2 separate regions of the Homo sapiens genome follow, and region 2 is linked to region 1. A link is an interaction called in ENCODE POLR2A ChIA-PET data of the cell type or tissue named here. Cell type or tissue: IMR-90. All regions are shown on one strand. Each heading gives the region's core, and the rest is flanking DNA. Links, peaks and the distances in the headings are about the cores only.

Region 1 (17,427 bases), core at 8,472-12,471:
GAAGACTGCGTGGATTCATGGGGAGCCTCACAGCAGCCACGCAGCAGGCTCTGGGTGGGGCTGCCGTTAAGGCACGTTCTTTCCTTACTGGTGCTGATAACAACAGGGAACCGTGCAGTGTGCATTTTAAGACCTGGCCTGGAATAAATACGTTTTGTCTTTCCCTCCCTGATTGTGTTATTTGATGTTTTTAAATCTGTTAAGCCCCTTTGGAGGTCACATCTTATTGGGAAATGGGTAGTTTGAGAGGTGGGTCCAGGAACTTTTTTTTTTTGAGATGGAGTCTCGCTCTGTCGCCCAGGCTGGAGTGCAGTGGTGCGATCTCTTCTCACTGTAAGCTCTGCCTCCTGGGTTCACGCCATTCTCCTGCCTCAGCCTCCCGAGTAGCTGGGATTACAGGCGCCCGCCATCATTCCCGGCTAATTATTTTTTTTGTATTTTAAGTAGAGACAGGGTTTCACCGTGTTAGCCAGGATGGTCTCGATCTCCTGACCTTGTGATCCACCCGCCTCGGCCTCCCAAAGTGCTGGGATTACAGGCGTGAGCCACCATGCCCGGCCCAGGACAGTACTTTGTAATTTTTTTCTGTCTTATGTCAGAATATCTCCATATTCTGTTAACTCTCTCTCAGTAACCACTTAATCATGTATGTTATGCCTTCACACAGACTGTACCTTCTTCCCTAAAGACTCAGCTCAAGTTAAATTTTTTTTTTGAGATGGAGTCTCGCTCTGTCACCTAGGCTGGAGAGCAGTGGCACAATCTCTGCTCACTGCAGCCTCCCGCCTCCTGGGTTCAAACGATTCTGCCTCAGCCTCCCAAGTAGCTGGGATTACAGGTGTGTGCCACCATGCCTGGCTAATTTTTCTATTTTTAGTAGAGATGGGGTTTCACCATGTTAGCCAGGCTGATCTCCAACTCCTGACCTCAAGTGATCCACCCACCTTGGCCTCCCAAAGTGCTGGGATTACAGGTGTTAGCCACCGCGCCCGGCCTAAGTTAAATCTTTTTTAGAAATCTTTCCTTGACCTCTGACCTCCTCAGTAAAGATGGTCACTTCCTTCTTTGTGACTCCCAAATGTTTCTCTTTTTTTGAGACGGAGTTTCACTCTGTCGCCCAGGCTGGAGTGCAGTGGCGTGATCTTGGCTCACTGCAAGCTCCGCCACTCAGGTTCACGCCATTCTCCTGCCTCAGCCTCCCGAGTAGCTGGGACTACAGGTGCCCGTGACCACACCCAGCTAATTTTTTGTGTTTTTAGTAGAGATGGGGTTTCACTGTGTTAGCCAGGATGGTCTCGATCTCCTGACTTCGTGATCCGTCCGCCTCGGCCTCCTAAAGTGCTGGGATTACAGGCATGAGCCACCGCGCCTGGCTGTGACTCGTAAATGTTTCTTGTATACATCTCGAGTAGAGCAGTTATACTATATCTGAGTTACTTGAACTTGTTCACAAATTAATAGAGATACAGATATGTAAGTTCCTTGAAGACAAGAATTGCCATAGCCATCTCTTGTTTATTGTGGCTGGCACAGAATTGGCTTAGGTCCATGTTAAACAATATATTTTCTTTTAGAATTCACATCATTTTTGAGTATCAACTCTATCATTCATTGCGTGTGCTAGGAGATACAAAAGCATCTGGATTCTGCCCAGGCTAGTCCTAGGTACCATATATGACCTGAAACTTATTTTATATTCATTTTTTTATTCAGTGAGCATATATGAATCTCTTATGTACAAGTCATTGTAGTCCCAGCATTAATTGACAAAGCAAGATGGTGTTTCTCACAGTATGATTTGCAGATCCTGGTCCTCCTGAACCCCCATAAACTGATGCGTGAAGAGTGGAGAATGAAGGGGTGTCCTGGAACCAATTCTCCACGGATACTGAGGGATGACTGTGTATACCTTAGCACTGTTCTAGTCTCTGGGAATACGTCAATGAACAAAAAAAAAGACCTTGCCTTCATGGAGCTAACATTTTAGTAGGAGAGAGAGACAGTAAGCAAATAATTTAAGCTCTTGTGTAAGGTGACAGACGTGCTGACTGCTATGTGAATAGATGGGTTGGGAGTCGGGGGCATGTGAAATTGTAATTGGGAAGGCGAGGAGGTTCTCGGCTGTTGTGCAGGTGAGAGCTGACAGTGACTTGGGTTAGGGTGGTAGCAGTGGCAGAGAGGAGAAGTGGTTGGGTTCTGAATGTGTTTTAAAGTTGTAACTAACAAGACTTCCTAACAGATTGGATTTGGAGAGTGAAAGAAAGGTGGGCACCTTTCTTTCTTATAGAGGGCACCCAGGTGTCAGCCCCAAACAGAGACAGGGTCCATCCCTTGTACTGTGAGAAATCCAGTTCTACCCTAGTCCTTTTATTTCTTGTGGGTTCACAGCAGCATTCATTTTTTTTCTGATTTCCTCTTGTTTTTTTCCACTTCTGCTTATCTCTTGATCTCTGTGTCTGTTCTTTGTAGATTTTCTCTCTACTGGTATCAGCATTTCTCCTCTATCACTATCATTCATGTATTTCCATCTGGAATCATTTTTTCATATACCTTGTCTGGTTTTGTTCGTTGTTGTTTCAGGCAGGGGAATAAATCCGGCCCTCAGATTGAGGGTTTTGGGAGTGTTACTGAGAATTATGGATGTGAGGGATCCTTCTGCCCCATTTGCTCCATTCTGGATAATCCCCTGTGCAAACTCATGTCAGTGGTAATAAGTGACAGTCTGTTAGAGGCCACAAAGAGGAGTTACATTACTTTAGAGAAAGTAGCTTAACACTGAGATGTCAACATTCAGTGCCTCTTGCTTCCCAAAATTTCTCAGTTTCCCAGGGGCAATCTTTTCCTCCACCACATGGTCTCTTGCCTAGTACTGAGCCCTCTTTTTCTGGACCACCGCACATCACCTTCATTTTTCTAGCACACTCTCCCATTTTTCCCAGAAACTCAAACTTTCTGCTTGCATTTTACAGAAAAATTATTTTATTCATCCCTTCAGGCCATGTGCTAATAGGAGCATCATCTTTCCACACTCAGGTCACTCAGGAATTTTCCTAAATAAAGAACATATCCTGAGATAAGAATTTACTGAATTTTAAGAATTTAGCTGCTACTTTTTGCTCGCCTTTTTTTTTTTTTTTTTTTGGGAGATCTCGCTCTGTCACCCAGGCTGGACTGCAGTGGCACTGTCTTGGCTCACTGCAACCTCTGCCTCCAAGCGATTCTCCTGCCTCAGCCTCCTGAGTAGCTGGGATTACAGGCACATGCCACCACACCAAGCTAATTTTTGTATTTTTAGTAGAGACGGGATTTCGCCATTTTGTCCAGGCTGGTCTCGAGCTCCTGACCTCAAGGGATCTGCCCACCTCAGCCTCCCAAAGTGCTGGGATTACAAGTGTGAGCCACCATGCCTGGCCTTTGCTTGGCTATTTTGCAAAGCTCCTAGCACATACACACATGCAGATTGTCAGAATTCCTGGGAATTCTGGGAAATCTGGGAAGCATGCTGCTTTGTTTTCAGTGCATTTTTAACTTGGCCATGATTTCCTATTGCTGATATTTTTTTTTTTTTGAAACGGGGTTTTGCTGTTGTCACCCAGGCTGGAGTGCAGTGGCGTGTTGTCAGCTCACTGCAACCTCTGCCTTGCAGGTTCAAGCAATTCTGCCTCAGCCTCCCGAGTAGCTGGGATTACAGGCATGCACCTGGCTAATTTTGTATTTTTAGTAGAGAGGGGGTTTCTCCATGTTGGTCAGGCTGGTCTTGAACTCCCGATCTCAGGTGATCTGCCTGACTCGGCCTCCCAAAGTGCTGGGATTACAGGCGTGAGCCACAACGCCCAGCGATATTCTTGTACTAATTAATATATGTATAAGATTACTGCTCACTCTTAGCTTTGGTTGATTGTTTTGTCCTGTGTAATTGCTTGGTTACCATTTTGATTGTTTTATTCCTTACCAGGTCTTTTTTCTAGAGTCTTGTCCCTGGGAAGTGGAGCCAGCATGGTAGACAGAACAAAGTTGCAGTTGCTCCAGCATTTAACAGAGATGAGACCTGGACACGAATAATCGTAACACAAGATGGGATGTGATTCAGTAATGTGAGACAGAGTGCTGTGGGAGTTTAGGGATTGTTTTTGAAAGTGAGGTTGCAGTTTGTAAAGGTTTTTTTTTTTTTTTTTAAAGTAAAATTTGCAAAAGTAGTACTGCCTTTTGGAAACAAGTAAAATGCTACTAACTGTATGAAATAAAACACGAAAGTCTCCTTCCTTCCCCTACTCCCACGTCCCAGTGTAACCCATGGTTCGCAATAGGATTCTTCCAGAATGTTTTCTCTGAGCACACACATAGAGCATTTTTTTTAAAAGAAATAAGATAGTAGTAGCATTATGCATTTTTAAAAATTTTAATTTGTTCTTTAAAAGGTTATACATTCACATAGTTCTGAATTGAAAAGATACAAACGTAGAGTCTTCCTCCTGCCTTTTCTTCCCAACTGCTCAGCTCCCCTCCCCAGAGATAGTGCTGCCAGTTTCTTAAGTTCCCTTGCAGAGACTGTTTCTTCCTATACATACTCCTACCTACCCTCCTTCTCTTATTTTTTTACACAAATAGCATCATACTTTACACTCTGTACCTTGGTTTTTTCATACATGTTGTGCATTTTAAAGATGTAGTTCAGGTGCCACCTCAGGCATGTCCTGGCTTCCTTCCTGACAAGTATGAAGCCTCTTATGACAATCTAGTGACATGGAGGCAGACCTGCATGATGTCCTGGGTTTGTGACCTGAGGTCCCAAGGACTAGAGGGCAAGGTAGCAGCACCTGGTCCTCATCTCCTCCTGGCTTAATTGAGCTTTGGGGGCTTGCGTATTGTCTTGAGTGTTTGGTTGAACCTGTATATCCTGTTGGATCAATCTTGATATTGCTTCCTTTTCATTTCTCTCGATGAAGGCCGTCTTACTGAATCTTGTCTGCTGGGGAAGTTCCTCATTGCTGAGAGCAGCAGTTAAAAAAGCTGTTAGCCACGTGGCTGGGCTCCTATTTCTGCAGAGGCAGGCTGAGTTACAGCTTGGTGGTGTGGATCCAGGTAGGAATTGGTCAACATTCTGAATCCTGAGCTGCCATCTGCCTCGTAGCCTGCTGGGATGCTCAGTTTAGACAACATATAAAGTTTCCTGGATACGGGACAAACCCAGGCCTATGGAAAGAGCAGGAAGGTTAAAGTGTGTGGTACTTTGGGCAATGACGAAGGCGTAACCAGGGAGCTGACATGTTTGCTCCAAAGCCAAGAATTCCAGGACAATTTGTTATCCAGCTGAAGCCAGTGTAGTTGCTACAAAAAAGCCTGGGGACAAAAGCATGCTTTTTACTTGTTTCCCTGTCTTCTTGCACACCTACTCTATTTTCTAAAGCTGTAGTAAAGGTTGCTGACATTGGAAATGTTTGATGATTTTTGCTATTCTCCTCGTAAATGAATAAGAGTCTGGGCTCAGGCCAAACCATGGCTCTATGTGCTGAAAGTATCAGCTTCCTGAAACAGCTTCACAAATGCTGACATTTCACTCAGACCAGGAGGGTCAGGGGAAAGGCCTAAGCAAGTACTAGGTTTTATCATGAAAGAATGATTTCAACAGACTAAACCTGGTCTGATGGCATCAAATGCCCTTCCCCCACCTTTTTTTTTTTTTTTTTTTAAAGCATTATTGGTCAGAGAGGAAATAGAAACTTGGGCTGTCAGATCTGAAGAGACCCACATAGCATGGGACTGGTGTCCCAGAACATTGCAGGTGTGTGAATGCATGAAGAGTTGCATCCAAGTGCTATTGCCCAGCTTGTTTGGGCACTGATGGTCTCAGGTCTTCTTTCAGGAGCAAGGGTGGGAGACATTTCCAGTGGGTCAAGATACTAGTCAGTGGTCATAACTTGTAATGTGAAAAGCAGTCTGGGGCAGCCTTATTTAAGCTTGCTTAGTGGTGAAGAGAGAGGAGAAGGCTGTAGCCTTGCACTGACGCACCTCTATCACCATACTCAGGGACACTCTGTGACACAGATGAGTGGGGTTTTTTTTTTTCTTTTGTAAAACTTTGGTTTTATACATAGTAGAGCTTTTCTCTCTCTCTCTCTCTATATATATATATATGTGTGTGTGTGTGTGTGTGTGTATGTATATATATATATGTATATGTATATATATAGTATTCTTTTCTTTTTCTTTCTTTTTTGAGACGGAGTTTCCCTCTGTTGCCCAGGCTGGAGTGCAGTGGCATGATCTCAGCTCACTGCAACCTCCGCCTTCCGGGTTCAAACAATTCTCCTGCCTCAGCCTCCTGAGTAGCTGAGATTACAGGCACGCACCACCACGCCTGGCTAATTTTTGTGTTTTTAGTGCAGATGAGGTTTTACCATGTTGGTCAGGCTGGTCTTGAACTCCTGACATCGTGATCCACCCGCCTCGGCCTCCCAAAGTGCTGGGATTACAGGCGTGAGCCACAGCACCCAGCTGGTATTATTTTTCATTTAGCATAATAGTAACTCATTTTTCCTGTATTATTGCATACTTTGTAAATACCAATTTTAACAGCAGGATGCTATTCCATTGTTCTGAGTTTGCTTCTCCACATTGAAAGTGCTTATTTTACAAAGGATTTTTCTTAGCTCTATTTGCAGGACAGAATTGTCTGCATTTGCTTCCCCCTAACACATCATGTTTGTCTCTAAACTTTATTATTATTATTGTTTACTAGTCATCTTTTATTTGGAGGTTTATTTTCATTTGGATAAAAAGATTCAGCAATGATCACATTCCTCATGGAGGGATTCTGGGCCAAGGAGGTTATGGTCAAGAGTGCGGAGTGTGCTCTCCACACTGGCCCCTCTTCGGTGGTTCTTATGTTTGAGCTCCTTATAAGAAAGGCAGTGGCCAAAAGGCACGTAAGCTGCCAGCACCATGGAAACCCTGGTGACACTCCCTTTTTTCATGTTGTCATGCTTGTTGTATTTAATAGTATCTGTGGTAACCTCTTTGAAACGCTTCAACAATGCCTTTGGTGGTAAAATCAGTATCCAGCTTGGCAGCTCTACTAATATGACATCCATGAATGAGTTTCTTCTTCATTGGTATGACTGATGCCATTGTGGAGTCCTGGTGTCTGCTGTCTCTAAACTTTAAATGGTGGTTCTCAAACCACTTACCAGTCTATGTTTGTAATTAAAATATAAGCTTGAAAGTGAATAGAAGCCCTTCCCAAAAGCATAGTTAATGACATTATCCTGGCTTGCACATTTGCTGAATGGAAAGCTCTTTTTGGCTGATATGATGTCAACATTACTAACACCCATGTCCAGAGACAACGTTCATTGGCATTTAACAAAGCCTTTCTGGAGATAATTCTAGTTATGTTCTTTAAAGTCTTGGGATGCCACATTTTCAAGTAGATTTGTTGTCTCTACTTTAGATCAGATTTGAAAGGAGAAAGCTCTTAGTCTTTCTTAACTCTACCAGGAGGTTGGGTGCGGTGGCTCACGCCTGTAATCCCAGCACTTTGGGAGGCCGAGGCAGGTGGATCACAAAGTCAGGAGTTTGAGACCAGCCTGACCAACATTGTGAAACCCTGTCTATACTAAAAATACAAAAATTAGCCAAGCGTGGTGACAGGCGCCTGTAATCCCAGCTACTCAGGAGGCTGCGGCAGGAGAATCGCTTGAACCTGGGAGGCGGAGGTTGCAGTGAGCCAAGATCATGCCACTGCACTCCAGCCTGGGCGACAGAGCAAGACTCCATCTAGAAAAACAAAACAAAGCAAAACAAAACAAAACAAAGACTCTACCTGGGGCTGTGATGTGTCTTTTGGGAAGAAGGGTGGGATTATAATCTCACTCCGGTTAGAGAAATGATGGGTAACCTTTAACAAGTTATTCCTCTTTTGGGGGCTTCAATTTCCACATCCGTCAAATAAGATTGAGCTGGAACAATTAATAAGGCTCCTTTCAGCTTAAATATTTTTAGATTTTTTTCTAGGCAGTTTTTTAAGCCAAACCAGCCCTACTTTTATATTTATATGTCTTCTATAGCCAGTTGTTCAATCCCTGCAAGAGAGCAAGCTCTCCTGTCCCTGGGTTTCCATGTGGACTTCAACGAAGTATGTTGGAGACCAGTGTTCTATCTTGTTGAGGACTTTCCAAGGGTTGTTCTGGAAACGGAAATCTAGCCCAGATCACTCCAGGGGACTAATCCCTGAATAATTCTGTCCCCTTGACACGCACACATATTTTCTGATGTTTTTCTTGACCTTGGAACTGGTTAAAGACTGCATAGAATGTTCAGTGAATTCTTGCAGACTGCCACAAAGAAGTCCTTCCCATCCAAGATATGATTTCCCCCCCAAGATTGAGATTATTTTGGAAGTAATCCTTCTATTGTTGGAGGCAGTTTAAGGATGTCACCATAAAATGGACTTTACCTTGTTCTTTTTCTGTTTCTCTCCGTTGCGATTCAGTTTTTACGTGTTCATGGACAAGGAGACCTGGGTTATTTTTGGATAACTGGCACAGGGTTCAAGAGAAATACAGAATTATTTCATGGAATAAACCCTAGATTGGGAACTGGGAGAGCTGCTCTCGCTTTGTGACTTTGAACATGTTGTTTATATTCTCTGGGTCTCAGTCTCCTCATAGAAGTTAGAATGATCTTGCTAGAAAGGACCCTTCCTCTAGCACAGTGGAGGGGAATTTCTCTCCCGCCTTACCATGCCCCAAAGGCACTGTGGGCAGCAATGGTGACTGTTACCCACCCAGCTAGCCAGTGTGACTCAGAGTGGCCGTGCTTGAGTCACATATTCAGTGTTGTCAGTGGCTGTGTCACCAAGGATTGCCAGAGGCCTTTGCTATTTTCCCACAGCTAACAACCTGACAGGATAGGGTCAGCAGCTTCTAGTTAACAGCTGGCCAAAAGAAGCAGGGAGACATCTCTGCAGGGGAGGAGGTTCATGGGAGTTTGTTCAAGCAAGAGAGGCTTTTTCTCTCTTGGTAGTTTGTTACTGCAGCAATAGAAAACGAATGGGGGAAGCAACACAGAGCACACAGTCACTCAGGAGCTGGGAGGGGTTGCCAGTGCGCCTCCCCTTCATGAAACCACTTCACTTTTTTTTTTTTTTGAGATAGAGTCTCGCTCTGTCGCCCAGGCTGGAGTGCAGTGGTGTCATCTCGGCTCACTGCACCCTCCATCTCTTGGGTTCAAGCAATTCTCCTGCCTCAGCTTCCCGGGTAGCTGGGATTACAGGTGCCTGCCACCAGGCCCGGCTAATTTTTTTTGTATTTTTAGTAGAGACAGGGTTTCACCATGTCGGCCAGGTTGGTCTCAAGCTCCCAAAGTGCTGGGATTACAGGCGTGAGCCACCGCGCCAGGCCAGAGCTTCACTTTTTGTGCATCTCTCTCTCCTTGGAACATTTGCTGTACTGATGACTGGGTCTCAGTGTTCTGTGTTTCCCCACATACACCACAACGCTACTCTTGTGAGCTACTCAGAGGCCTAAGCATCTTGGCCTGTGGGACTTTTATTCTCTAAGACAGTGGTCCTCAGAGTGTGGTCTGTGGCCCAGCAGCAACAGCATCATCAGGGACTAGAAATGCAAATTCTTTATTCCCACACTAGACCTACTGAGTCAGGCACGCTGAGGGTGGGGCCCAGCAACGTATATTTTAACAAGCACTCCAGGGGACAGTGATGCGTGCCTAAGTGTGAGGACCACTGTGCCAGGAGAGGGACCTGCAAATCCTGACAGACAACAGGTCTCCTAATGCAGGTACCCATGGGCCAAGGAGCCAGCAGCCACTCTCCTGTGACCTTAGTGCCCAGCCAGTCAAGAGCCTGTCTCAGGGTGAGAACATCTTCCTCCCTTCCACAGCCCCTTGAGGGGTCACCTTTGTACAGTCTGACTGAGTTAGACACGGGAGAGCTGCTGAGCTTGTTGAGTGGATGTTTTATCTCCTTAGCCAAGACTCCATTCCCAGAATGAAGACGGAGGGAAGAATGCTTTTCCATATGTTCTTCCAACAAGTCATATGACAGATGAGGAAACCGAGGCTCAGAGTTTAAGTTACTCATCCAAAGTCATGCTGCTAATAAATGGCAGAGTCAGAATTTGGACCCACGTCCATCTGCCCTCCAGTGTCCTTTCTACCGCAGCAACTTGCATCCCTTGACCAGAGCCAGCTCCAGGAGGATAGGGCCTGGCTTTTTCTGGATTTGAGCTGGAGCCCTCACTGAACTCTTGACCTTGCTGTGGGAACCTCCAGCTAAGCTTCTCAGACACTGGGAGGCAGGTCCTCTCCTTGCTTTCACCCTGTCAGCACAGCGGGCATCTCGGACCATGCTGGATCCCGTCAGGGATGTGGCAGCTGCCAGTCAGTTAAGTCACAAGCCTCAGCAGGCCTGAATGATAGCCAAGGTGGTCACCGTGCCAAGTGGATTGCAGCCAGGAGGTGCCTTGCCTAGCCCACCCCTCATCCTTTATTTGGAGGCCCCTCACCATCTCAGGCAGGGTCTTCTTCCCCCAGCAGCTGCTCAGAGCTTGCCATGCACCCCCTGGTTCTTATGGTAGCCCAGTTTAGCAAACGGACCTGAAGTTTTATAAATAGCGCAATGGCAGGCTGGGAAGCTGTCCTGTGTAAGAGGACAGAACATGCATTCTCTGCTCCTCGAGCCATTTCCTGGGATCGGGTGATGGGAGTGACTTCTAGTGCAGATAAAGTCGAATTACTCTTATCTTCTAGGTCTATACTCCACACTTGGTCTTGCTTCTACTGTTTGGTATGTCTGTGGTTTCCCCCTACTGCTTCTGCCTTTATGTGATGGTGCTTCCAAGTCTGCTCCCGGGACGTTTCCTGTTCTTGGAACAGCTGCACCAGCCTGGGGTACCCTCCTGCTACTTGATCCTATAGGGAGGTGTCCAGTGGCTGTGGGCAATTTTCAGATGACCTTGTTCGTCTGACGTCATTAGATCGCTATTTTTGGCTTTGCTGTTTATGCTGCAGAAGTTGGGCTGGAATGGGAGAGGAGGAATGAAGGAGGGGCTGCTCTTGGTTTCCCATTGTTCCAGGGTCCTACCAAGTAGGTGCATTTATTCTTCCACATTTACAGAGCACCTACTGAATGTCAGGCCCTAGGGCAACCAAACTGATTCTTCACTCACTTATGAATTTATTTTTCAATGGGCATTGCTTTGTGGTACGGAGTAGTAATTAAATGTGAGGGCTCTGGAGCAAGAGAGTTTGGATTTAAATTCCAGCCCGCCATTTACTACCTCTGAAACTCCTCTGTGCCTCAGTTTCCTTTTGGAAATGGGAGTGATTATAGTATCTACCTCATAAGGTTGCTCTGAAGATTAAAAGAGTTAATATCTCTGTCTGACACATTGTAAATACACAATGAACGTTAGTGGCTATTACTACTAACCACAACAGCACCACGTATTGTACTAGGTACTTGGGATATGAAATTGAATGTGATGTAGTCTGCATCTGTTTTGCACTGGCATCTGGACTCCAAGGGTCTCAGATATTGGGATGGGGTACCCAGTCAACACCGTCAGAAAGAATACCTGCTGTGTGTACTATTTTTCCTACCTTATGTTGGAGGGCATTCAAGGGAAACAGAAATTGAAGTTTCTGGCTGGGCGCAGTGGCTCACGCCTATAATCCTAGCACTTTGGGATTATAGGGAGGCCAAGGTGGGTGGATTGCTTGAGGTCAGGAGTTTGAGAGCAGCCTGGCCAAAATGGTGAAACCCTGTTTCTACTAAAAATGCAAAAAATTAGCTGAGCATGGTAGTGTACAACTGTAATCCCAGCTACTCAGGAGGCTGAGGCAGAAGAATCACTTGAACCCAGGAGGTGGAGGTTGCAGTGAGCAGAGATTGCACGACTGTACTCCAGCCTGGGTAAAAGAGCAAGACTCCGGCTCAAAAAAAAAAAAAAAAAAAGAAACATACAAAAAAGAAAATGAAGTTCCTGTCCTAGGAAAGCCTTAGATCAGTGGCTCTTCACCCTGCCACACATCAGAATCTTTTGGAGAGATTTTTAAAAATACCAACATTCTGGGCCCCACTCCAAATGTTCTTAATTGGTCTGAGCTGAGGAGGGGCTCAGACTTCAAGAGTTGTAGAAACTCTCCAGGTGTTTTCAGTGTGCATCAGGGTTGAGAAGTGTGGCCCTGGGTTATAGGGATATGAATCCTGGAAGCTCTCCACTGACTGCACCAGGGTGACTGTCAGGACAGTGCCTCAAATCTGTTCCCTCTTCCAAGGCTCTCAGGATGCTTTCTAGAGAGCTGGCTCTCTGACTTGGTGGTTCTTGAACTTGGATGTGCATGAAAAATCACCTGAAATGCTGGTTTATAGACATTTCTGGGGCCTCATTCCAAGGAAGCTCCATTTTATTTTTTATTTTATTTTTATTTTTGAGACTTAGTCTTGCTCTATTGCCCAGGCTGGAGTGCAGTGGCATAAGCTTGGCTCACTGCAACCTCTGCTTCCTGGGTTCAAGTGATTTTCATGCCTCAGCCTCCCGAGTAGCTGGGATTACAGGTGCTCACCACCATGCCCGGCTAATTTTTATATTTTTAGTAGAGATGGTGTTTCATCATGTTGGCCAGGCTGGGCTTGAACTCCTGATCTCAAGTGATCCGCCTGCCTTGTCCTCCGAAAGTGCTGAGATTACAGGCATGAGCCACTTCGCCCAGCCAGGAGGCTTCATTTTAAACCAACTCTGGGGCTTAGTTACTGAGAAAGCCTTGCAGTAGCTGAATTGCGAGTTCTCTGAGGCCCTGAGCCAAGAAGTCCTTTCATGGTGTTTTATAGCTCTTACCATTTTCTCTCTGAAGAAATCTGTGTCCACGTTGATATATTTGGAATTACTTATTGATCTGATTAAGAGTTACAAGTCATTTCCAAAAAAGTTGGAAAATCTAGATGAATAAAGAATAAAAATAATCTCTATTTCTACGCCTGTAAATATGTCCATTTATATCCCTCCAGCCATCTTCTTTGTAAATATTTTGAACAAAAAGGATCCCGCTCTATGGCTGATTTTTATTTAATTTATTTATTGAGACAGGGGCCCACCCTGTCACCCAGGCCATAGTGCAGTGACACAATCATGGCTCACTGCAGCCTCAACCTCCTGGTGTCAAGCAATCCTTCTACCTCAGCCTCCTGAGTAGCTTGGGACCACAGGTGTGCACTGCCACGCCTGGCGAATTTTTAAATTTTTTTGCAGAGATGGGGTCTCACCATGTTGCGCAGGCTGGTCGTGAACTCCTGGGCTCAAGTGATCCTCCAGCCTCGGCCTCTTAACATGCTAGGATTACAGGCATGGTTGATTTTTATAGTCTTTTTTCACCTAAAATGTAATATGCAGTGATTCTATAGCTCTCCCCCAATTTCATCTCTGTGTCCTGAAAGTGACCAGTTTAGTCCTTGTCACAGTAGAGCCCCCAGTAATTAATCTTAGCAATAAAATTCTATAACTGTGGGATGGAACAGTGTGTCAATTGCGTTTTCGGAGAAACCTATGTCCAATTTGCACACAGAACGCCCACAGACCTCTGCTTACTAGCTTGGCTGGAAGGACAGGGTCTGCTGTAAGGACAGCAACCTTACCTAGGGCTTTTCCAGAGGCCTGAGAGGTCCTGCCAAGGCCCTGGGCTCAGGGGTCCAAGGTGGGAGAGGGCGAGAGAAAACAACGTGCTAATGCAGCCTTGAGTGGCTCTCAAACAGGAGCAGAGGGAAGGCTGTGAGGGGAGTTGGCTGCTCTCTTTGGAGTCAGAAAGGTTGTTGCTCAACTCTTTGGATTTTCCATCACAGCTGGGCAGGGAGAGGGTCAGACTGGGCATGACTTCTCCGAACAGGTCCTTTTAAAGCCTCTTGGCTGAACTGATTTCCTCTCCAGAGCCAAGGAAGCAGTGCCTGGGTGAAGTTAACCCCTTCACCCCCAACACATTCTTCCAGAGCTAGGTGAGCCTGGAAGCCTAGGCTCCTGGAAGGCAGAGCTACACAGGGCAAGAGGCCTAAGGAGCCGTGAACTCTGGCTGGAGAAACCTTCCCTCTGGCCTTGTTAAATCCAACAGGCATAATTGCATCCTGCTGACCTTAATTCCCCTGGCGGGTTTAATTGGTCTTGGCATTGCCCCACTTCCTGTCCTGCCCCTGTAGAGGCAAAGAGGGTGTCTGCACAGCTGGTGCAGGGCGGGGAAGCCCCTTCTTGAGGGTGGGCAGGGGCTCTGGCAGCCCCTAGGTGGGTGGAGGAAGTTTCCCCGTGCCCCACCCCTGTGCCTCCAAGGGAGTGCTGAGAAGCTTGGGGACTCCCAGGGAGCAGCTGGCTGGAGCAGGCAGTCCCGTAGATTCGGAACCAGGCCAGACTCTCATCCCAGTGGGAGGCACTGCAGGGGAGCTGGCGGGAACAGATGAACCCTCTACCTGGGGTGTCCACGACATTATCAGGCCCCCACAGTGCTGTAGGTACTGTGCCATTGGGCACTCTTTACATGTGTGCTGGCTAAATGCTCGCAGCCATGCTGTGAGAGGGAGGCAATGGGGCAGAGCAGTTATGAGCAGAGCCTTGGGTTAGATGGGTCCAATCCCAACTCTATGACTTTGCCCTGTGACTCAGTTTTCCTGTCACATCTGTGAAATGGGGATTAAAGAGCTGACATTTATACAGCACTCGCTATGCTCACACTCACTGTTGTAATGCTTTATCTACCTCCTGGGAGGCAGATGCTCTCCTTACGGATGAGGAAACAGGTGAAGACATTGTTCCAAGCTCACAGTTACTGGTCGCAGCGCTTCATTGACAGATCTCCTAATCACTGCATGGTAGGGAGTTGTAAGACTCGAAGGAAGGATACTCATGAAGCTGCTTACCCCAGGGCCTGGTCCATTTTAGAAAGAGTTCAATAAGAGTAATTATTTGGGAATAATAATTATAACAAAAGTAGCACTAATGCCCCTGAAGTTGTCCCAGGCTGGATTTTGGTCTCATTGGGAGGTGGCTCTGGATTTGAATGTGGGTAGTTTGAAGCCATTCACTAGCTGAGTGACTGTGGGGACAAGCCACTTCCCTCTGTGAGCATCAGTTTCCACACCTTTAAAATGGTGTAACATTGGCCCCTACAGTCCCTTCTGAGGATCCAGGGAGCTGGATCTTTGGCATAGTCTGGCCTGGCCGTTGGTGGGCACTCAATAAATGACTGGTATTGATAACCACAATAATAACAAGGAGATGCCAGCAAGGTCCAGCATAGGGAGGTAACAAACTCCAGTCTGGAGCCTTCTGGTTAATCAGTTATTTACTCATCAGACACTGATGGGCAAGTCCACTCTGTGCTGGGGATGTGTTTAGCCCCTGGCCTTCAGGGGGCTCCCAGACAGTGTCAACCAATGGTGGGATCAGCTGGGGCACTGTGGGGAGGCCAGAAGCAGGGGACCCAACATTCCAAATTAAACTAAAACATGCTCTGGGCCAGATAGAGGGCCAGGAGGTCCTAATGATCCGCATTAGGACAGGAAACATTTCAACCTTTTGAATGCTGCAAGATCCACAAAGGGGTTACTCAGCAGGGAGAAGGGGGCAAGGCACAGGCTGGGACATTTTAGGAAGGGAAGAGGGCTTTGGAGTTTGAAGAACGACATTCCAAGCTCAACTCCCTTCCTTGCTGAGTGACTTTGGGCAAGCTACTGATTCCTTTAACTCTCCTCGTCCTCATGCAGAAAATGAGATGAGCGCTCCCCACAGAGTTATCATCAAGATGATGCTTAAAGGCAAGATGGCTAAAACGAATGACAGGTGCTCAGCAAGTGGAAGCTCCCTTTCTGCAGGGGACCTGGGTTCAGAGCTCAGTTCAGCCCCTTCCAAGCTGTGACTTTGAGTAAATTACATAACCTCTCCATGCCTTGGTTTCCCCATCTCTCTAGTACCTACCGCACTGGGTTCTTCTGAAGACCATTTGGGTGGATCAACATGAGAGCATGCAGAGCGAGGCCAGGCACGTGGTCAGTACCGTATAGGCATCAGCTGTTACTTTTGCTTCCTGGAAGAGGCAGACTGTTAACTGGACCTTAAAGAAGAGAAATGGAGGAGAGGAGGACCGGGCCTGGAGAGGAGGGCCAGGCAGAGCAAAAGTAGTCAAGACTGGGGAAAGAGCTCCAACTATGGTTTTTACCAGCTTATACCAAAAACCCTTGACATTTGCTCACAAAACAAAACATCCCACTCATTTTGAATAGTAGCCTGTTCACATAGTTCATGGTTCAAACAGAAAAGTCAAAGTATATACAGTGATGTCTCCTTCCCACCCTTGGGGCCCAGTTCCTTGCTTATCCTACCAAATAAATTCTTATGTGCATAAAGTGAAATATATATTATTCATATATTATTCTCCCTTTTTTTTTTGCACAAATGGATAGCACACTCTACATGCTACTTTGCATCTTGCTTTTTTTATTCCCCCCACTTTGGTGGTCACTTTTTGTCAGTTCATTAACAGCTTCCTCAATCTTTTTTTACAGGTTCCTATTTCCCCACTGCTTAGAGGGGCTGCATTCTCCCTCCTTTCTCTCATCAAGCGTTTTTCCAATGGCTTCCCATTTGACAGAGGAGCCGAGGCCATGGAGTGAAGTGACTGGTTTGCTGCAGTCAGGACCTGAACCTGGATAACCACTCTACAGCTACTTCATTTTATCTTACTTTTTAAAATATAAAGACGGGGTCTTGTTATGTTGCCCAGGCCAGTCTCCAACTCCTGGCCTCGAGTGATCCTCCTGCCTCAGCTTCCCAAAGTGTTGGGATTACAGGTGTGAACCACTGCTTCTGGCCTCTACAGCTACTTCTAATGCACCCAGGTCTGGCCAGTTCTCAAGAGCCCCCTCTGAGAAAGGCTCTGGGTGATGGAAGGCTCCTTGGATCATAGCTGTCCTCATCCTATCTCGAACACCTCAGGCTAGAGTGCCCCTCGGGCCACCCCTGTAGTGGAGCATCCTTGAAAAGACTCTCTGCCAGCCCCCTTCTTCCATGTGGGTCATGGGTGAGAACTGGATGAGCTTGGGGGAGGGGCACAGAGCACTCTCCATCTCCCATGGCTACTCAGGGCAGCCTCCGTGTCCCCAGGAGCCCAAGAAAAGGACAGTTTCAAAAGAAAAAGCTTCCAGGCCTATGGACATGTTGAGAAAGTGCCCCCGAGACAATTTCTTACCCAAAGGTGACGCAAGCAGGTCCAGATGTCGAGGCACAGAGCTAGGCACTAGGGTCAGGGAGATTATCCCTGGGACTTTGTGGCTCTAGCCAGGTTCTGGGGAGCCCCAGGAGATGTGGCACACAGGTGGGCAGACCAGGGCTCAGCCTGGGCATACTCTTGCCCTTCAGGCCTGCCTGAGTACTC
Region 2 (12,563 bases), core at 2,615-6,614, 83 kb before region 1:
GGTAGATCTGGGGAATCGGGAGGCGCAAAAAATCAACATTTATAATCACATTTCCATTTATTCATTCAGTCAGTCAGTCAGTCACTCATCAGTCAATCAGCCTATTTCATCCGTCCGTCAGTTTATATATAGAAGAAGCATCGCCTTGTGGTTAAGCACTTTGTCTGGATTCTAACTCTGCTAGTTAGGCAAGTTTCTCAACTGCTCTGTGCTTCAATGTCCTCAATTGTAAAATGGGTAATAGTACCAACCTCTCTCGTTGAGCTATTGTGATGATTAAGAGAGTTATTAATTGTAAACTCCATAGGACAGGCCGGGCGCGGTGGCTCACGCCCGTAATCCCAGCACTTTGGGAGGCCGAGGCGGGCGGATCACCTGAGGTTAGGAGTTCAAGACCAGCGTGGCCAATGTGGTGAAACCCCGTCTCTACTAAAAATACAAAAAATTAGCTGGGCGTGGTGGCGCATGCCTGTAATCCCAGCTACTCGGGAGGCTGAGGCAGCAGACTCGCTTACAGGAGAATCGTTTACAGGCGTGAGCCACCGCGCCCCGCCAATTTCCTTACACCCTGAACCACACAGTGTGTTATCAAATGTTTTATCCTTGCCAATTAGATGGGTAAAAACCGAAGGCACTTTCATATTTCTTTTTTTATTATGAATGAAGTTGAGCAATTTGTCATATTTTTTAGTCTTTCTTTGGAGGGTGGTGGATCTTGTATTGGTGAATTTTCTTCATATTGTTTACCCCTTTTTCAGGTGGTCTTTCTGTTGAACTCTTTCCTCATTTTTTTTTTTTTTTTTGTTATTGTTGTTTGTTCGAGATGGAGTCTTGCTCTGTTGCACAGGCTGGAGTGCAGTGGTGCTATCTTGGCTCACTGTAAACTCTGCCCGCCAGGTTCAAGTGATTGTCCTGCCTCAGCCTCCCTAGTATCTGGGACTACAGGTACACACCACCACGCCCGGCTAATTTTTGTATTTTTAGTAGAGACAGGGTTTCACCATTTTGGCCAGGCTGGTCTCAAACTGCTGACCTCAGGTGATCCGACTGCCTCAGCCTCCCAAAGTGCTGGGATTACAGACATGAGCCACCGTGCCCGGCCTTTTTTTTTTTTTTTTTTTTGAGACAGGGTATGTCACCCAGCCTGCAGTGCAATGGTGTGATCTCAGCTCACAGCAGCCTCGACCTCCCCATCCCAGGTGATCCTCCCACCTCAGCCTCCCCAGTAGTTGTGAATACAGGCTCGCACCTCCACACCCAGCTAATTTTTGTATTTTTTGTAGAGAATGGAGTTTCCCCATGTTGCCCAGGCTGGTCTCAAACTCCTGGGCTCAAGTGATCTGTCTATGTCGGCCTCCCAAAGTCCTGGAATTACAGGCATTAGCCACCACACCTGGCTCTGATTTACATTTTTTTTGCTGTTTTTCGAGATGGAGTCTTGCTCTGTCACCCAAGCTGGAGTGCGGTGGTGCGATCTCGGCTCACTGCAGCCTTCGCCTCCTGGGTTCAAGTGATTCTCCTGCCTCAGCCTCCTGAGTAGCTGGGATTACAGGCACCTGCCACCACGCCCGGCTAATTTTTGTATTTTTAGTAGAGACGGGGTTTCACCAGTTGGTCAGGCTAGTCTCGAACTCCTGACCTCGTGATCCGCCCACCTTGGCCTCCCAAAGTGCTGGGATTACAGGTGTGAGCCAGCGCGCCCGGTCTGATTTACATTTTTGAACCTATGGTGCCACAATTATCTCAATGTGAAAACTATCATTATGGAAGCCTCAGTGTGCTTTGGGAGCCCAGCAGAGGGCAGATAAACTCTGTCCACAGATAGGGGCTTTACTGAACTGGCCCTCAAAAGAATAGAATTTTGCTTGGGTGAGAAAGGATGTAGGAGCATTTTAAGCAGAAGATATTGCTTGAGCGAAGGCCTGGCAGCCCAGCGTGAGAGCCCATGGTGTCCTGGAAATAAATTGGGATGGCTGAGGGGAGTGGTGGAGAGGGGATGGAATATAAATGTGTATCCATGCGAGCAGCACATCAAATAGCACCAGAGGAGCCAGCAAAGATTTTTTTAAACCAGAAAGAACATGAAGAAATTTATATTTTGGAAAGATGGATACATATTTTGGAAAAAGAATTTTGCAAGTCTTGAAAATGGCTCTCAAATGATCTTTGACTGGAATCTAATTTAAAGAAAATAAGTTACATTTAAATCTAAAGAAAATAAGTTTTCTTTTTTATACTTCTCTATGTTGTCTACACATAACTTTGTATTTTTTTTCTTTTTTCTTTTTCTTTTTTTTTTTTTTTTGAGATGGAGTCTTGCTCTGTTGCCCAGGCTGGAGTGCAGTGGCATGATCTTGGCTCACTGCAACCTCTGCCTCCTGGGTTCAAGCGATTCTCTGGCCTCAGCCTCCCTCTTTTTTTTTTTTTTTTTTTTGATACAGAGTCTTGTTCTATCGCCAAGGCCGGAGTGCAGTGGCACAACCTCGGCTTACTGCAACCTGTGCCTCCCGGCTTCAAGTGATTCTCCTGTCTCACCATGTTGGTCAGGCTGGTCTCGAACTCCTGACTTTGTGATCCGCCGGCCTCGGCCTCTCAAAGTGCTGGGATTACAGGCGTGAGCCATTGCGTCCAGCTATTATTTTTAATTATATAACACTATCTAAAAACATGCTAACTTTGGCCGGGCACAGTGGCTCACGTCTGTAGTACCAACACTTTGGGAGGCCAAGGCGGGTGGATCACGAGGTCAGGGGTTCAAGACCAGCCTGGCCAACATGGTGAAAGTCCGTCTCTACTACAAATACAAAAATTAGCTAGGCATGGTGGCAGGTGCCTGTAATCCCAGCTACTCAGGAGGCTGAGGCAGGAGAATCACTTGAACCCAGGAGACAGAGTTTGCAATGAGCTGAGAGCATGCCACCACACTCCAGCCTGGGCAACAGAGTGAGACTCTGCCTCAAAAAAAAAAGAAGAATCCCAGAAACAGACCAGCCATGGTGGCTCACACCTGTAATCCCACCACTTTGGGAGTCCAAGGCGGAAAGATGCTTGAGCCCAGGAGTTCAATACCAGCCTAGGCAATATAGTGAGACCCCCTCTCTACAAAATAAAACAAAAACAAAAACAGAAAAAGAACAATTAGCCAGGCCTGGTGGCATACACCTGTTGTCCCTAGCAACTGAGTAGATTGAGGCAAAAGAATCGCTTAAGCCTGGGAGGTCAAGGCTACAGTGAGCTGTGATCATACCACTGTACTCCAGCCTGGGTGACAGAGTAAGACACCCTCTCAAAAAAAAAAAAAAAGGGAATCTCAGAAACATATTGAATGGAAAAAATGGCAAAAGAATAATGTAGGAAGATTCTACTTATATACAGTTTAGAAATAGGCAATATACAATTTAGAGTTTGTAGCATCTAGCTTCCTCCAAGATGGCACCTAAATATCCCTGCCTCTTCGTATTCATGCCTTTGTGTGTTTCCCTCCCACACTGAACCACAGTTGTTCTGTGTGACTAATGACAAATTACAGCGATGGAATGTTTCTTTCCCTCCCTTCTTCTCTCTCTCTCTCTCTTTCTTTCTTTCTTTTCTTGACAGGGTCTCGCTGTTGCCCAGGCTGTAGTGCAGTGACACAATCACGGCTCACTGCAGCCTTGACCTCCCAGGCCCAAGCAATCCTCCCACCTCAGTCTCCCTAGTAGCTGGGACCACAGGCATGTGCCACCACACCCAGCTAATTTTTGTATTTTTTTGTAGAGACGGTGTTTCGCCATATTGCCCAAGCTGGGGTTATGTCACTTTCAAGACTTTGTTACGAAAGATTGTGGCTTCAGCTGGGCGCGGTGGCTCATACCTGTAATCTCAGCACTTTGGGAGGCCGAGGCGGGTGGATCATGAGGTCAGGAGATTGAGACCATCCTGGCTAACATGGTATAACCCCATCTCTACTAAAAATAAAAAAAACAAAATTAGCTGGGCGTGGTGGTGGGCGCCTGTAGTCCCAGCTACTCAGGAGGCTGAGGCAGGAGAATGGCATGAACTCGGGAGGTGGAGCTTGCAGTAGGCCGAGATCCCACCACTGCACTCCAGCCTGGGTGACAGAGGGAGACTCCATCTCAAAAAAAAACAAAAAACAAAACAAAAACCCCCAAAAGATTGTGGCTTCCGTCTTTGTGTTTGTGGTCTCTCTCTCACTCTGGGGGAAGCCAGCTGCCATGTTGGGAGCAGCCCTATGGAGAGGCCGACAGTCATGTGAGGGTCCTCCTGCCCCAGTCAAGCCTTCAGGTGATGACAACCTTATTAGAGACCCTGAACCAGAACCACTCCATTAAGCTGGATTCCTGATGCTCAGAAATTGTATGAAATAATACATTATTGTGATTTTAAGCTGCTAAGTTTGGGGGTAATTTGCTCTCCAATAGTAGATAACATATATATATATATACCTTATATACCTACGTGGTAAGAGAATAACAAACACAAAAGTCATGATAGGCTGGGTGCAGTGGCTCATGCCTGTAATCCCAGCACTTCTGGAGGCCAAGGCGGGCAGATCACTTGAGGCCAGGAGTTTGAGACCACTCTGGCCAACATGGCAAAACGCCATTTCTACTAAAAATTTGCTGGGTGTGGTGGTGTGCACATGTAGTCCCAGATACTCTGGAGGCTGAAGCGTGAGAATTGCTTGCATCCAGGAGGCAGAGGTTGCAGGGAGCTGAGATCCTGCCACTGCCCTCCAGCTTGGGCAACAGAGAGGGACTCTCTTTCAAAAAAAAAAAAAAAAGTCATGATAGCTATTGGACATTAACACGAGAGGGTATTGGATTAACCTAGGGAACAAGATGAAATTGGAAGCTTCAAAAATAATGATCTCTGTCTGAAACAGAATAGTAGTAAACAATTTAAATAAAAAGGAACAAGGCCGGGTGTGGTGGCTTACACCTGTAATCCCAGCACTTTGGGAGGCCAAGGCAGATTGATCATAAAGTCAGGAGTTCGAGACCAGCCTGGCCAACATAGTGAAACCCCCGTCTCTATTAAAAATACAAAAAATTAGCTGGGCATGGTGGCGGGTGCCTGTAATCTCAGCTACTCCGGAAGCTGAGGCAGGAGAGTCGCTTGAACCTGGGAGGTGGAGGTTGCAGTGAGCCAAGATCGCGCCATTGCACTCCAGCCTGAGCGACAGTGCAAGACTCCGTCTCAAAAAAAAAAGAAACAAAGTAGAAAGAAAAGACAATGAAAATGGTTTTCTTGTTGAATTGTACATATGTACAGAGACTTTTTTTGCCTCATTATTCTTTATACCTTTCATACATTGCATATATGTATTTGTATCTACTCTGTTAATAAAATCAATGTTTAAAAGACAAGAGGAAATATACTAAAATGCTAATAGTAGAGATAGTGCCACTAAAGGCTACGTTATAGTTATTTTTCTTTATTCTTTATTATTTTCAGTATTTTTTCATATATATAACATATAGCTTTAGGGGTACAAGTGGTTTTGGGTTACATAGTAGATGAATTATATAGTTGGTGAAGTCTGGACTTTTAATGTGCCCATCACATAAAGAGTGTACACTGTAATCAATAGGTGATTTTTAATCCCTTACCTTCCGTGTATTTTCCAAATATTAAAATAAGAAAGCATTACTTTTGGCCTGGCATGGTGGCTCATGCCTGTAATCCTAGCACTTTGGAAGGTCGAGGTGGGCAGATCACTTGAGGTCAGGGGTTCAAAACCAGCCTGGCCAATATGGTGAAACCCTGTCTTTACTAAAAATACAAAAAATTAGCTGGGTGTGCTAGCGGGCGCTTGTAATCACAGCTACTCAGGAGGCTGAGGCAGGAGAATCACTTGAACCTGGGAGGCAGAGGTTGCAGTGAGCCAAGATTACACTCTAGCCTGGGTGACAGAAGAGACTTTGTCTCAAAAAAAAAAAAAAAAACTTTACTTTTTAAATGAGAAATTTGAAAAACATATGAACACACACAGACATTATATGAATATATAAAAATGCGTGTGTGGATAGATATAGATATATGAGGTATCTGTATTTGCATTAAAAAGTCTTCGAATCATTCTTTTTTTTTTTTTTTAAATTGAGATAGGGTCTCCCTCTGTTGCCCAGGCTGGAGTATGGTGGCACAATCATAGTTCACTGCAGCCTCAAACTCCCAGGCTCAAATGATCCTCCCACTTCAGCCTCCTGAGTTGCTGGGACTGCAGGTGTGCACCACCACACCCAGCAATTTTTTTTTTTTTAATTTTTATAGAGACGGGGACTCACTATGTTGCGTAGGCTGGTCTCAAACTGCTACCACCAATCTTACATGTGCTTACTGAAAATAACCCCCTGCGGCTGGGCGCGGTGGCTCACGCCTGTAATCTCAGCACTTTGGGAGGCCGAGGCGGGCAGATCACCTGAGGTCAGGAGTTCAAGACCAGCCTGGCCAACATGGTGAAACCCTGTCTCTACTAAAAATACAAAAATTAGCCAGTGTGGTGGTGCATGCTTATAATCCCAGCTACTCAGGAGGCTGAGGCAGGAGAATCGCTTGAACCTGGGAGGCGGAGATTGCAGTGAGCCAAGATTGCGCCACTGTACTCCAGCTTGGTGGACAGAGCGAGACTCTGCCTTTAAGAAAAAAAAAAAGGGGCGGGCGCGGTGACTTATGCCTGTAATCTCAGCACTTTGAGAGGCTGAGGCAGGTGGATCACGAGGTCAGGAGATCGAGACCATCCTGGCTAACACAGTGAAACCCCGTCCCTACTAAAAATACAAAAAATTAGCTGGGCGTGGTGGCGGGTGACTGTAGTCCCAGCTACTCAGGAGGCTGAGGCAGGAGAATGGCATGAACCCGGCAGGCGGAGCTTGCAGTGAGCCAAGATTGCACCACTGCACTCCAGCCTGGGCGACAGAGCGAGACTCCGTCTCAAAAAAAAAAAAAAAGTTGTTTTGGAACAGTCTCTGGAAGAATAGGCAATAGCCTGTCTGGATGTGGTGGTTACTTTTAATCTCCTCTCTGGTGACTAATCTTCCCTGGTTGTTTGATGAGATTTCTAGGAAGAGAGTTTAAGACAATTGCATTTAATACAATTGGAAGAACTTCCCTCAGTCATATAAGGGAAAGAACTTCCGCAACTGCTCCCTCCTGCTCTTTGGAAGGGAATGATGGGGACAGGGAGCAGAAGGTCAGAGGGAGACCTTGTTTCTGAGGCTTATTTCTGAGGCCTTTCAATCTCCTTTGTTCAAAGCACCCAGCATGCCAAAGCACCATATTTTGGAGCATCATTTTCTGAGCCCCAACACTTGGTTGGATGGAAGACTGGAAGAATAAAAAAAAAAAACAAAAAAAAAACAGTGCCACAGTGCTGACTTTTCTGGGGAACCTTTTTTTTGTTTGTTTTCCGAGACAGGGTATGACTCTGTTGCCCAGGCTAGAGTGCAGCAGTGTAATCATAGCTCACTGCAGCCTTGACCTCCCGGGTCCAAGCGATCCTGGGGATCCTTTTGACAGCTGTCATCAATTATTTATACCTGCAACCTTCTCCAGAGGAGTGTCTTTGGGTGATCGAAGTCACCTCGTTTGGAGGTGTCTGGAAGTTAAGTCATCACCCGGAGCCAATGGAGTAGGAAGCCTCCATGAAGCTGGAAGGCAGGTCCAGATTTCTGGCCTAGTGACCACTAGTTAGATGGTGGAGGGACTAAGAGACACAGAGTGGAGGATCAGATTTGTTAGGGGCAGCAGTAGAGGCTGGTTCTTTCTTTCTCGCTCATTATTTATTATTTTTCGAGACAGGGTCTCATTCTCTCACCCAAGCTGGAGTGAGGTGGCATCATCACAGCACACTGCAGCCTCAACCTCCTGGGCTCAAGCAACCCTCTCATCTCAGCATCCAGAGTAGGTAGGACTATAGGCATGTGCCACCACACCCAGTTAATCTCTCACTTTTTCAAAACAGAGTTTGAGAGCTTAAATAACTTTCTACCTCACTGGCTCCTCCTTCTCTCTCCTTTGCAGTTTTACTATTACAAAAAAAAAAAAAAAGTCTGGGTGTGGTGGCTCATGCCTGTAATCCCAGCATTTTGGGAGGCCGAGGCAGGCGGATCACCTGAGGTTGGGAGTTCGAGACCAGCCTGACCAACATGGAGAAACCCCGTCTCTACTAAAAATAGAAAATTAGCCGGGCGTGGTGGTGCATGCCTGTAATCCCAGCTACTCGGGAGGCTGAGGCAGGAGAATCGCTTTAACTCGGGAGGCGGAGGTTGCAGTAGCCGAGATGGCACCACTGCACACCAGCCTGGGCGACAGAGTGAGACTCCATCTCAAAAATAAATAAAATAAAATAATTACATAAATAAAAAAGAGTGTTGCTGTGTATTATTTGGGTGATTTGAATTTATTTATTTTTATCATTATTTTTTGAGATGGAGTTTCACTCTTGTTGCCCAGGCTGGAGTACAATGGCGCAATCTCAGCTCACCTCAACCTCTGCCTCCCGGATTCGAGCAATTCTCCTGCCTCAGCCTCCCGAGTAGCTGGAACTACAGGCGCCCACCACCACCTGGCTAAGTTTTTTATTTTTAGTAGAGATGGGGTTTCGTCATGTTGGCCAGGCTGGTCTCGAACTCCTGACCTCAGGTGATCCACCCACCTCAGCCTCCTAAAGTGCTGGGATTACAAGCGTGAGCCACCGCACCCAGCTAACATTCTTTTTTTTTTTAATTAAAGACTCAAATTATCTATCCTTTCTCTGTATAAATCCAGTTTAACTTCTCCCCTCTGAATTTCCCATTCTTGTTAGTTTGTTATGAATTTTTCCATAACTTTCTCTCTATATATATATCCACATAGGAGAGGCAGTCCAAGGCAATGGTTAGGGGATTGGTCTCTGGAGTAGGCCTTCCTGGGCTCAAATCTTGATTTTGTCACCACAAAAGCTGTATGATCTCAGATAAATTGTCTAATCTTTTTAAGCCTCAATTTCTACAATCTATAAAATGGGTGTGGTAACATTAACTATCTCATAGGGTTATTGTTAGGATATATGAGTTAATATGTGTAAAATACTTCTAATAGTGGTTAGCATGTGGTAAGTACTAATGGTTACTTATACACACCCATGGGAAAAGTGGAACATTATTTTGAGTATTTTAAAAACATAATGATGTCATAATGAATTTATGTCAATCAGCAATTCATTTTTTTGAGACGGAGTTTCACTCTTGTTGCCCAGGCTGGAGTGCAGTGGCGCGATCTCAGCTCACTGCAACCTCCGCCTCCCGGGTTGAAGTGATTCTCCTGCCTCAGCCTCCTGAGTGGTGGGATTACAGGCGCCCACCACCACGCCTGGCTAATTTTGTATTTTTAGTAGACACCGGGTTTCACCATGTTGGCCAGGCTGGTCCCAAACTCTTGACCTCAGGTGATCCACCTGCCTCAGCCTCCCAAGGTGCTGGGATTACATGCATGAGCCACCGCGCCCAGCCATGCAATTCATTTTTTTTAACTCAAAAATATATCTCAAAGATCCTCTCCTGTCAGTCCAGATCCATGGAACTTTTTTAAACTGCTGCTTAGTGTTCCATTCTGTAGGCAGTTGATTGAAATATTCCTCGATTTGTGAAAATTTAGGTGGTTTCCAATTTCTTACAACTACATTGCAATGAACTACTAATTGATTTCCTTATTTCCACTCTTGTTCCCTTCCCTCGATGATAACTGAAATTGTGAACAGAGTGGACCAGATGTGTCTATCCTTCTTTCCAGCCCTGAAATTCTGCTTCAGTGATTCAGACCACATAGTCTCCCATTCACAGAGAACGAGAACTTGAAGCTCAGCCTAACATAAGCAGGTAAAATGATAGGAGAGGAAACTCTTGGACCAGGCTTACCTCCTGTTCATTTGGAAGGAATTGGGAAGCTCTTGCATACATCCTGGCCTCCTGGCATTGCCTCATTCATTCATTTATTCATTCAGTCAGTTACCTTCTGCCTAGTAGTCCCCAGACAACAATAGTTCTGATGCTTCTTCCTTCCTAATATAAGGCAAACTACCTTTACCCCCACCTTGACCCAAGCCTGTCTACTCCATTGTTGGCAGGCACATGCCTGGTTGTTGGGTGATGTGGGTGCTGAAAGTGGGACAGTCACAGCCCAGGCAGACCCCTGCCCTCCCTTTGCCCCACCATCTATCCAGCTCCTGCCTTTCTCCTTGTATTGCCATCCACACTTCAGGGCCTCGCGAGCAAATGGTTTTGCATTTATCACCTGCTAATACACTAGATCATTTACTTATTTATCTCATCTGGCATCTGTCTTCTCCCCTAGAATAACAGTTCCACGAGGACAGGAATTTTGTCTGTCTTTTTACTGTGGTATCCCCACACTTAGTATGGTGACTTGGCACATAGCAGGTGCTCAATAAATGCTGCAGCAACTGGGCATTTGTGTGACTGGATGAGTGTTATCTCTTGGAATGAAACCTAGAAATGGAAGTCCTACATCATAGGGCATACTTATTTGACATTTTAATAGTTGTCAATAGGCTGAGCGCAGTGGCTCACACCTGTAATCTCTGCATTTTGGGAGGCTGAGGCGGGCAGATCACCTGTGGTCAGGAGTTCCAAACCAGCCTGGCCAACATGGTGAAACCCCGTCTCTACTAAAAACTAAAAAATTAGCTGGGCGTCATAGTGGGTGCCTGTAATCCCAGCTACTCAGGAGGCTGATGCAGGAGAATCACTTCCCGGAAGGGGGAGGTTCAGTGAGCCGAGATCACGCCATTGCACTCCAGCCTGGGTGAAAGAGCGAAATTTTGTCTCAAAAAAAAAAAAAATTAAAAAATTAGCCGGGCATGCTGTGAGGTGCTTGTAATCCCAGCTACTCAGGGAGGCTGAGGCACAAGAATTGTTTGAACCCAGGAGTCAGAAGTTGTAGTGAGCTGAGATTGTGCCACTACATGCCAGCCTGAGCGACAGACAGAGACTCTGTCTCAAAAAAAAAAAAAATAGTTGTCAATAGTTGTCCACACCCATCTATACTCCTACCTGCTGAGTTACCTTACAAATTTCTGATACTATCAAACTTTTAATTTTGGTTAATCTGATGGGTGAAAAATGGAACTTTCTTGTTTCAATTTCCTTTATTATAGTGAGGCTGAGCACCTTCATGTGTTTGATGGCCAGTTTTGTTTCTTCTTTTTTTTAGTGGAGGGTTGGGGGACAGGATCTTGCTCTGTCTCCCAGGCTGGAGTGTAGTGGCCTGATTTCAGCTCACTGCAACCTCCACCTTCCAGGTTCAGACGATCTTCCCACCTCAGCCTCTGGAGTAGCTGGGACTACAGGTGAGTACCACCATGCCCAGCTAATTTTTGTTTTTGTTTGTTTGTTTTTTTTGAGACAGAGTCTCACTCTGTCACCCAGGATGGAGTGCAATGGCATGGTCTTGGCTCACTGCAACCTCTGCCTCCTGGGTTCAAGCGATTCTCCTGCCTCAGCCTCCTGAGTAGCTGGGACTACAGGTGCGTACCACCATACCTGGCTAATTTTTGTATTTTTTGTAGAGACGGGGTTTCATTATGTTGGCCAGGCTGGTCTCAAACTCCTGACCTCGTGACCCCCCCTCCTCAGCCTCCCAAAGTGCTGGGATTACAGGCATGAGCCACTGTGCCAGGCCTATTAAGTTTTGTATTTTTTGTAGAGAAGGGGTTTTGCCATGTTGCCCAGGCTGGTCTCGAACTCCTGACCTCAAGTGATCTGCCCCCGCCCCCCACCCCCGGCCTCCTGAAGTGCTGGGATTACAGGCGTGAGCCACTGCGCCTGGCCTACTAAATTCTGATATACATGAGTTCTGGATTTTGTTTTTGTTTTTAAAGACAGGACCCAGCTCTGTCGCCCAGGCTGGAGAATCATGGCTCGCTGCAGCCTTGACCTCCCAAGCTCAAGTGATCCTCATACCTCAGCTTCTTGAGTAGCTGGGACTACAGGTACGCACCACCTCACCTGGCTAATTTTAAAAGTTTTTTGTATCTTGCCATGTTGTCCAGGCTGATTTCAAACTCCTGGCTCAAGCAATCTTCCCGCCTCTGCTTTCCAAAGTGCTAAGATTACAGGCATGAGCCACCATAACTGGCTGAGTGTGTTTCTGGACTCTTAAACTCTTCTACTGATTTCCCCCACTTTTAACTTCTACGACAATACCATACTTAAAAATACCTTTATTTATTTATTTATTTTTGAGATGGAGTTTCACTCTTGTTGCCCAGGCTGGAGTGCAATGGCGCGATCCTGGCTCACCACAACCTCCACCTCCCGGGTTCAAGCGATTCTCCTGCCTCAGACTCCCGAGTAGCTGGGATTACAGGCGCCTGCCACCATGCCCGGTTAATTTTCTATTTTTAGTAGAGACGGGGTTTCTCCATGTTGGTCAGGCTGGTCTGGAACTCCCGACCTGAGGTGATCTGGCCGCCTTGGCCTCCCAAAGTGCTGGGATTACAGGCATGAGTCACTGTGCCCAGCAAAAATACTTTTTTTTTTTTTGAGACGGAGTCTTGCTCA

The links. Peaks named below come from ENCODE experiments on the same cell type or tissue, not always from the same donor. Only the 100,000 strongest peaks of a DNase experiment are listed, where the experiment ranks them.
Region 2: POLR2A ChIA-PET joins it to region 1 with 6 read pairs; 6 of 35 experiments call an interaction of 5 or more read pairs at or near these places.

The regions. Positions count from the first base shown.
Region 1 is chr20:31,801,634-31,819,060 of GRCh38, forward strand. TPX2 (TPX2 microtubule nucleation factor) reads left to right here. Exons shown (of 18, transcript NM_012112.5): 18 at 1-167. It also overlaps the pseudogene ATP5MFP7. Among named protein-coding and RNA genes, the nearest start is that of MYLK2, 9.0 kb to the right of the region's middle. RefSeq lists an enhancer at 14,051-14,853. In IMR-90, for the core only: no CTCF peak of the experiment used is centred there; DNase peaks (open chromatin) are centred at 8,868 and 10,928; H3K27ac peaks cover 377 bases.
Region 2 is chr20:31,724,045-31,736,607 of GRCh38, forward strand. No RefSeq gene overlaps it. Among named protein-coding and RNA genes, the nearest start is that of BCL2L1, 7.5 kb to the left of the region's middle. RefSeq lists a silencer at 4,497-4,673. In IMR-90, for the core only: no CTCF peak of the experiment used is centred there; no DNase peak of the experiment used is centred there.